Linked DNA regions of Homo sapiens: region 2 is linked to region 1. A link is a contact called in ENCODE Hi-C or POLR2A ChIA-PET data. All regions are on one chromosome and are shown on one strand. Each heading gives the region's core, a stretch centred on a gene start or an enhancer-like site at or near the end of the contact. The rest is flanking DNA. Distances are from core to core; before and after follow the strand shown. Region 1 has its middle 6.1 kb from the start of RRP12. Region 2 holds the start of ANKRD2 (ankyrin repeat domain 2).

Region 1 (4,453 bases), core at 914-3,413:
GTCCAGTGGCATGATCATGGCTCACTATAACCTTAAACTCCTGAATTCAAGTCATCCTCCTGCTTTGGCCTCCCAAATAGCTGGGGCTACAGACACATACCCACCACACCAAGCTAATTTTTTTTTTAAGAGACAGAGTCTTGGCCAGGCGCGGTGGCTCACGCCTGTAATCTCAGCACTCTGGGAGGCCGAGGCGGGCAGATCACAAGGTCAGGAGATCGAGACCATCCTGGCTAACACAATGAAACCCTGTCTCTACTAAAAATATAAAAAATTAGCTGGGCGTGGTGGCGGGCACCTGTAGTCCCAGCTACTCGGGAGGCTGAGGCAGGAGAATGGCGTGAACCCAGGAGGCGGAAGTTGCAATGAGCTGAGATCGTACCACTGCACTCCAGCCTGGGCAGCAGAACGAGACTCCTTCTCCAAAAAAAAAAAAAAGAGACAGAATCTTGCTATCGTTGCCCAGACAAATCTCGATCTCCTGGCTTCAAGTGATCTGCTCGCCTTGGCCTCCCAAAGTGCTGGGATTATAGGCGTGAGCCACCATGCCCTGCTTACATGTATATTACACTTCATGGGCTTACTGAAAATACAAAGTGGGCCGGGGGCGGTGGCTTACGCCTGTAATGCCAACACTCTGGGTGGCTGAGGCAGGCAGATAACTTGAGCCCAGGAGTTCGAGACCAGCCTGAGCAATATGGTGAAACCCCGTCTCTACAAAAAATATGACAATTAGCCAGGCATGATGGCAGACACCTGTAGTCCCAGCTACTCGGAGGCTGAGGTGGGAGGATCGCTTGAACCCGGGAGGCGGAGGTTGCAGTGACTCGAGATTAAGCCACTGCACTCTAGCCTGGGTGACAGAGTGAGACTCTGTCTCAAAAAACAACAAAAAAAAGTGGTCCTCTCACCTAGAGCAGAGAGAGCATAAAGTGTGTTAATGTGAGAAAGCGTCGCTGCAGAGAAGACTGAAGTCAGTTCAGACTCTAGGCCCCAGCCCTTCCAAGTCTCTGAAGACATTATCATCCTCCAGTGGGGCCCTGTGCCTGGGTCACAGGCTGAGACCTCAGTGGGAAGGCTGAGAAAAGGGAACTGGTGGCTGGGGGAGGAAAAGGAAGCAGAATGTGGAAACTGTTATAAGCGAGCTGTGCTCACAACCAGAGGTCTAGACTTGGGGTAATTGCTGAAAGAAGGCAGGTAAAGTGGTGGGTTCAAGACAGGACATACTTTACCTATAAACCAAGCAAGGGATTTAACCTCTCTAAGTCTCCGATTCTTGTTCTTTTTTTCCCTTTATTTATTTATTTATACATTTTTTTTACACATTCTAATGTGTCATATTATTTAAAGTTACGATAATAATTACTTTTTTTTTTTCTGAGATGGAGTCTCACTCTATTGCTCAGGCTGGAGTGCGGAGGCGCGATCTTGACTCACTGCAACCTCCACCGCCTGGGTTCAAGCGATTCTCCTGCCTCAGGCTCCCAAGTAGCTGGGATTACAAGCATGTGCCACCACGCCCAGATGACTTTTTGTAATTTTAGTAGAGATGGGGTTTCATCATGTTGGCCAGGCTGTTCTCAAACTCCTGACCTCAAGTGATCCACCCACCTTGGCCTCCCAAAGTGCTGGGATTCCAGGTGTGAACCACTGTGCCTGGCTGAAAGTTGTGATAATAATTCTGAACCCACTGGGCTGCTGTGAGGATTCAGTATGAAACTGTGTATCTGTGGCTGGGCATGGTAGCTTACATCTGTAATCCCAGTACTTTGGGAGGCCGAGGCAGGTGGATCACCTGAGGTCAGGAGTTCGAGACCAGCCTGGCCAACATAGCGAAACCCCGTCTCTACTAAAAATACAAAAATTAACCAGGCGTTATGGTGCACGCCTGTAATCCCAGCTACTTGGGGGGCTGAGGCAGGAGAATCGTTTGAACCCGGGAGGCAGAGGTTGCAGTGAGCCAAAATCGTGCCACTGTACCCCAGCCTGGGCAACAGAGTGCGACTTCGTCTCAAAAATAAATAAATAAATAAATAAAAATAAAAGAAACTGTGTATCTGTGTCAAATTACGGACAACTCCAAAACATGTGTAGTATTGTGCTTTACAGAGGGGTCAGTGGTGCATCTTTGCCACCAGAGGGAGTGCTACCAACAACCTGTTAGGGCTAAAACCCTATAGAGAGCCTGCAATACCAACTAGTAGACTGGGATTTTGCAAATCAGATGCGGAGATGCAGAGGCCAAGGGTAGTGGCAGATGTCCCATCCTTTTCCTGGGCTACAGAAACCTGCTGGCCTCCAAACCGAGTCTGCGTCGTAACTGAATACAGCCCTGGCTAAATCGTCAGCCTGGTATGGGCATTGAGGGGCCCTAGGTCACCTGCTGGCCGTCCATCCTGAGGCATCTGCTCAGAGCCTCCTCCAGGAGGCGTGCTCTACCAGAAGAGAGGACGATAGGCATCCAAATGGCCTGAGCACAATCTCTTCCACCCGGTACCCCAGGGCTCACCTCTCCACCCCTGAATTCCAGCAGTAACTCCCACCCAGAGGCTCTAGCTGTATCCATGATCAGCCCCTCCACATATGGTTAATAAGGACCACCACATCTGTAGGATAGGTCCTGCAGTTAGACTCTCTGGGTTGGAATTCAAGTACCACCACTTGCTCTGTGACCTTGAACAACTCACCTTACTCTTCCCTGAGCCTCAGTTTTCCACATCTGTAAAATGGAGATGATAAGAATGCCTACCTGTCTGATTTATGGGAACTAAATAAGATAATGAATTTTAAGTGCTGAGCACGCTGCCTGGTACACAGTGAGCATGCAATAAATGTGAGCTATTATTATCATCTAAAAAAACTCTTCCTCAGTTCCAAAATACTTTTTCATTAATTCTCTAAGTGAGGAGGACAGAGCAGGTGTCCTCATTTCACAGATGGGGAAACATAGTTCTAAGGGGTTCAGTGACACCCCCAAGGTCACACAGTGAGCAGAAGCCAGGAGATCCAACGCTTAGCCCAGGATGAACCCCCTCCCCCCATAGCACTGCCCTTGTTTTTTTTGTTTTTTTCTGTTTTGAGACGGAGTTTCGCTCTTGTTGCCCAGGCTGGAGTACGATGGTGCAATCTCGGCTCACTGCAACCTCCACCTCCCGGGTTCAAGCGATTCTCCTGCCTCAGGCTTCCTGAGTAGTTGGGATTACAGGCATGTGCCACCAAGCCCGGCCAATTTTGTATTTTTAGTAGAGACAGAGTTTCTCCATGTTAGTCAGGCTGGTCTCGAACTCCCGACCTCAGGTGATCTGCCTGCCTTGGCCTCCCAAAGTGCTGAGATTATAGGCGTGAGCCATCGTGCCGGCCTGCACTGCTCTTAAAACTGTCTGCAAGGCTCCTGTGGAGGTAACAGAGCTGCCACACCCAAAGTTCTGTGGCCATGCGGAGCAGTAAAACCAGTTTTAGGTCAGCAAGTTGTAATCTGTTATGACACTGGGCAGGAAGAAAGGGAAATTGAGGCTTAGCCTCTTGCCTCAAACAAAGAGGAAGCAGAGGTCTGGGTGTTTAACCTAGAGCTCAAGGTCAGGGCATTTTGACCAACCCGTTGTTGTTGCAGCTGCTCCGGACGGTTTTCCTAACTGCTGGAGCTGTGTTGAAGCCCAGGCTTTGGACTTAGGAAGCCTGGGTTTGGAGCCACATCCCAGCTGCGTGAGCCGGGGCAGGCGGCTGAGCTCTGTGAGCCACAGTCTTCTCATCTGAAAATGGGGCTGCTGTTATGAGGCTAAAATGAGATAATGCATGTGAAATCCTTAGCCCAGTGCCTGGCACAGCACTGCTGCAGGGGTCAAGTGTCCCTCAGCTCCTGGGGCATTACAATTCCATTTGATGCTGGGTGTGGTGGCTCACGCCTGTAATCCCAACACTTTGGGAGGCCAAAGTGGGAGGATCGCTTGAGCCCAGAAGTTCAAGACCAGCCTGTGCATCATGGAGAAACCCCAACTCTACAAAAAACACAAAAATAGCCAGGCATGGTGATGTACGCCTACAGTCGCAGCTACTCGGGAGGCTGAGGTGCAGGAGGTCAAGTCCGCAGTGAGCCATGATTGTGCCACTGCACTCCAGCCTGGGTGACAGAGTGAGACCTTGTCTCAAAAAAAAAAAAAAAAAAAAAAAAAAAATCCAAAAGCCAAAAAGAGCTTGCTTTCTAGAATAACTCTTGGGGAAAGAGCCTGGTGTGCTGGAGAGGAAGCATGTCCCCTCCTAGGCTGAGGAAGACTGGAATCTGGGCATGGCAGGGGACTCTGCTCAATGGGGAGGACTGTTCTCTCTCCACTTACCCCAAAATTAAACCGTTCCCCATTTACCACTTCAAATTCTTCATTCTTCTCAGGGCCTCTATATCAGTAAGGAATTGTGTTCAGTTGCTATAAGAGACTGCTACAGTGGCTTAAACAGGCAA
Region 2 (4,453 bases), core at 870-3,369, 170 kb after region 1:
CCTTTCAGGGCACTACGCGCCACCAGTTCCCGGTACCCAGGGAGCAGGCAGCCACACACGGGCCTTGCAACCTTGTCAGAGAAAAGGCGAACAGGGCCCTCACCCTGCCTGTCTCCCGAAGCAGGTTCGAGCCACAAGGGCCAACCAGGAGGCCCCTGGAGCCCAGATCTGTCATCTGGTGCTGCCAGCTGTGCTCACTCTGGTTTTCTGCTCAGGGTCTGAAGCAGCTGCTGTCTCCCTCCTCTGCCCCCATCCCCTGGCTCTCCCCTGGGCACAGTGCCACTCCCTTGGAAGGGAGGGAACCACCCGTGAGCCCCAGGGCTTGGGAAGCCTGAGGCGGGCCTCTGCCTCTCCCTGCCCCCAGCACAATTGGCAGAGATGAGGCGGGTGGTGGACAGCTGGGCTGTCGTGGCAGGGTCTGCACAGGGCCATGTCCTGGCTGTAACCCAGGCAGTGGGAGGTCTGCAGCCTGGTCATGGCCTCCACAGCAGGTCCCTGTGGACAGACATATCTGCATATTTATCAATAAAGCCTTTTGCTCCTTCTCGCTTGCCTGGCATTTGACTGAATTCTCCTGCAGCTCTGTGGGGCCCCTGGAGCTGTTCTGGTATGGGAACAGGTGGATGCCTGGCCTCCCCAGCTGCTCTGGGCATGCAATCTCCAGCAGAGTGAGCCTGGAACTGCCAGTCTTCTGGGCCCTGATCCCAGCTCCCCTGGTGTCCTCATGAGTCCTCAGGAAAAGCCACTCTTTGCTTTTCTTTAAAGCAGAGCCATGCTGCCTGCCCTGCCTCCTCCATCAGTTGCTGGGAGGATTAAGCAGGAAGACAGATGTGAAAGTGCTTGCAAGGCGAAGACAGCACCTCAGGAAGGTGGTCTGCTCCTGCAGCAAGAGGGGCTAACTTCCGGCCCTGGAGACGCTGTAGCCATCGTGATGTTAAAGCAAAATCTCTGACAGATTTAGATCGTGTGTCAGAGGTTTGTGTCAGCTTCCCAGCAAGGGAACCAGAAAGGAAAAGGAACCGGTTCCTCATGCTTCCTAGGGGAATGCATGCATATCTGAAGAGAAGGGAATCTTATATAAGGCTGTTTAGCTAAGGGCAGCCACCAGCCAGGTGAGCCTTACAGAAGCACAGGGCTGGGTGTCTGCAGTTCCCTAGCAGATTAACCTGGGTCACAGTGACTCAGAGCTCCAGCATGCGAGTTCCAGGTGTGGAACTGAGCAAGTACAGATCTGCTTTTGCTCCACTTGGGAGTATTTTTCCTTCTTAGTGAGCATGGGCAGCCTCCTGGCCAGGGAAGTCTGGCACTGTCTGGGCCTGACAGGGAAACCCTGGGAGGGTAGAAGGATCCAGAGTAGCTGCTGTTCCTCGCTAGCTGGGCTTAGTGCTTTCCGGAGACCCCTTTCTTGAAGCAAGACTCTGTAAGCCCTGCAGAGGTCCCCTGAGCACTTACCAAGAGAGGAGACAGATTGGATAAGGTTTGTTCATGACTAAAAGTCACCCAGCCAAATGCAGTGATGCTTAACGGGGAAGCATGTGGGACCCCGGAGAGCCGAAGGCCAGCGTGAGCTGTGATCAGAGAGGGAGACAGCTGCCCTTCCTGCTACCACGGCCCTGGCCTGGACAAGTAGAGTGTGACCCTCCTCACAGCCAGCAGGGCCTGTCTGCAGGACAGCCTGGGAGTACAGAACTGTCCTGGGTCCCCCGTTTGGTTTTCAGGCCCTCTTCCTGGAGCTGGCTGAGCAGGGTTTCCAGGCATCCAGCAGGTGGCACTGTCATCTGGGCTGGAGCATGCAGCCAGCAGTTCCCTTTTGCAACTCAGTTGCCTTGGCTAAGGCCCAACCAGTCCCAAGTGCTCAGGACAGAGGCTGGACGGGCTCCTTCCTGCACCCCTGCTCTTGGGACACAGTGCCCTCCGGCTCTAATAGGCCAGGAGTTGGGGGGGCAACTGGCTCTGCTCCCTGGCCCTGGCTCCCCCTGCTCCCTGGGGCTGCCCGAGGTGAAGGTGACAGGTGGGGGAGGCAGGTGGAGAATTGGGCCAGTGAGCTCATGGCAAAGGCGCCCAGCTGGGCAGGGGTGGGTGCTCTGGCCTATAAAGCCCCCGAGGCCCTGTGGCCTGCAGAGGCGGTTATGGACGGCACCATGGAGGACTCCGAGGCGGTGCAGAGGGCCACAGCGCTCATCGAGCAGCGGCTGGCACAGGAGGAGGAGAATGAGGTGCGAGCAGGGGTGGAGGTGCCCAAGGGGGTCTGAGGAGATCCAGTTCTGCTGTCAAGGGGAGGGAGATCCTGTCTGCTACACCTGTGGTGGGGAGGGGGGCAGATGTCCCCAGGGGCCCAGTTGGGCCTCATTCCTGTCCCAGGGTATTACTGGCAGGGGGTATTGCTGGCAGCAGAAGACTGAGGCTTCAGCCTTCAAAATTAAGTCAGTGAGATGGGGAGCTGGGCTGGGCTTCCTAAGACTGCTCACCCTCCTGGGCCTTGAGAGACAGTGGGCTGTACAAAGCAGACAGCTGGGTGCTGCCTGGGACTTTCAGGAATGTGTGGCCCTGTGATGCCCCAGTGACTGAGTGGGAGGCTGGGGCAGGGGAAACTCCAGTATTTGGCCAGTGAAGAAGAGAGTGAGGAAGGGATGCTGGGAAATGAAGCATGGATTTTGCCAGCCTGCTGGCCACCCTTGGGGAGTCCTTTGGCGTGTGGTGTTCTGGGCAATTGCATTTTCTCTGGGATAAGGAAGTGGAGCGGTGGCAGGGGGTGCTGGCTTGTCCTATTCTGCATTTTTTTTTTTGAGACGGGGTCTCCCTCTGTTGCCCAGGCTGGAGTGCAATGCATGATCTTGACTCACTGCAACCTCCGCCTCCTGGGTTCAAGCGATTCTCCTGCCTCAGCCTCCCGAGTAGCTGGGATTACAGGCATGCACCACCATGCCTGGCTAATTTTTGTATTTTTAGTAGAGATGGGGTTTCACTCTGTTGGTCAGGCTGGTCTCAAACTCCTGGCCTCAGATGATCCACCCACCTTGGCCTCCCAAAGTACTGGGATTACAGGTATGAGCCACCATGCCCGGCCCCTACTCTTCACTTTATTTAAACTAATACTTCATCTAGTGTTGGCTCTGCCAAGAGCCCAGAGCTGTAGAAATGGGTGGACCAATAAGGGTCAGACCCTGCCTTCTTTTTACCAACCCAGGATTCATTTTAGCCCATTTGTTGGTTTCATAGTCAACTAAGAAACAAGGCAAAGGGAAGAAATGACTAAATAGAGGTGTGAATCAGAAGTGGAGGAACACAAGGGGCTCATGAATTGTTCTGAGGGCCTTCAAGGACTCCTCTGTGGACAGGGCCAGGTGCAGTGGCTCAAGCCTGTAATCCCAGCATTTTGAGATCTGAGATCCGAGGTGGGCAGATCACTTGAAGTCAAGAGTTCGAGACTCACCTGGCCAACATGGTGAAATCCTGTCTCTACTAAAAATACAATTAGCCAGGAATGGTGTCAGGCACCTGTAATCCCAGCTACTCAGGAGGCTGAGGCAGGAGAATTGCTTGAACCTGGGAGGCGGAGGTTGCAGTAAGCCGAGATCGCACCACTGCACTTCAGCCTGGGTGACAGAGGGAGACTCCGTCTCAAAAAAAAAAAAAAGGGGACTCCTCTGTGGACAGGAGGATACCTGAGCTGGGCCTTCAAGGGGACTCAGTGGAGTCCAGGATGGTGGAGGGTATTCCAGCCTCAGGAAATGCAGGAGCTGAAGTTTCCATGAGTGAAAGCGTGGCTGTCTTGATAAAGTCTGGTAGTAGGGGCTAAGGCTGGAAAGACACAAGCCAGAGAGGGCCATGTAAAAGATATTTATTCTGTGGGCAGTGAGGAGCCACTAAATGTTATTGAGTGAGGGAGATTGGTGTCATCTGACCTATTTTAGGAAAGCAGCTCTGATGGCCCTGAGAAGGACTTGTTGGAAAAGGCTGGCCCTAGCAGGAATGGAGGGGAGGAGATAAATCAGGTTGGAGGTAGATGCCATTCAAAAAAAGGAGTGTGACTGAATGAGGGGTGAGGAGGAAGGAAGGGTCAAGACCCCAAGGGAAGAAGGGATGAGGTCAGGAAAGAGCTTGGAATGAGCCCTGGCTGGGGCAAGCATCCCTGGATCTCTAGGAATCCCACTTCTCCCTCCCCCAAGGGCATGTGCCTATGGTTGGCTGGTGCCAGGCAGGTGAGTCATGCTGCTATGCCAGTTCTGGAGTGCTGCCAATAGACACACAGACCTTCAGCAAGGGGACGCAGAGCAGTGTCTTCCGTTCATTCATCCAATAAATATAGCTACAGAGCTGTCAGGACACCAGTGCCAGGCCCTGTGCTAAGCATTTTACAGGCATTCTCCCATTTAATCTGCATAGCAATCTATGACGTAAAGTGGGAGCTTTGTGTGTTTCATGAACTCACATTCAATGCAGCAAACAGCTA

The links. Hi-C counts contacts between places; a loop is a spot of excess contacts on that map. ChIA-PET counts read pairs that join two places held with the same protein, here RNA polymerase II (POLR2A). Pooled maps may share reads with other maps.
Region 2: a pooled map shows a loop between it and region 1 (5-fold over the local background). The contact joins the promoter of ANKRD2 here to the enhancer-like site in region 1. A Hi-C loop is called at or near these places in 3 of 50 pooled maps. POLR2A ChIA-PET finds 5 or more read pairs at or near these places in 3 of 52 experiments (MCF 10A, activated CD8-positive, alpha-beta memory T cell and naive thymus-derived CD4-positive, alpha-beta T cell).

Annotation. Positions count from the first base shown.
Region 1 is chr10:97,405,193-97,409,645 of GRCh38, forward strand. No RefSeq gene overlaps it. Among named protein-coding and RNA genes, the nearest start is that of RRP12, 6.1 kb to the left of the region's middle. Within about 2 kb of position 2,164, at least 17 of the 41 ENCODE cell types and tissues checked have a DNase peak (open chromatin) inside an H3K27ac peak, as active enhancers do.
Region 2 is chr10:97,570,660-97,575,112 of GRCh38, forward strand. It overlaps ANKRD2 (ankyrin repeat domain 2), which reads left to right and starts at 2,120. Exons shown (of 9, transcript NM_001346793.2): 1 at 2,120-2,216. The coding sequence starts at 2,130. UBTD1 (ubiquitin domain containing 1) reads left to right here. Exons shown (of 3, transcript NM_024954.5): 3 at 1-547. RefSeq lists a silencer at 4,073-4,367.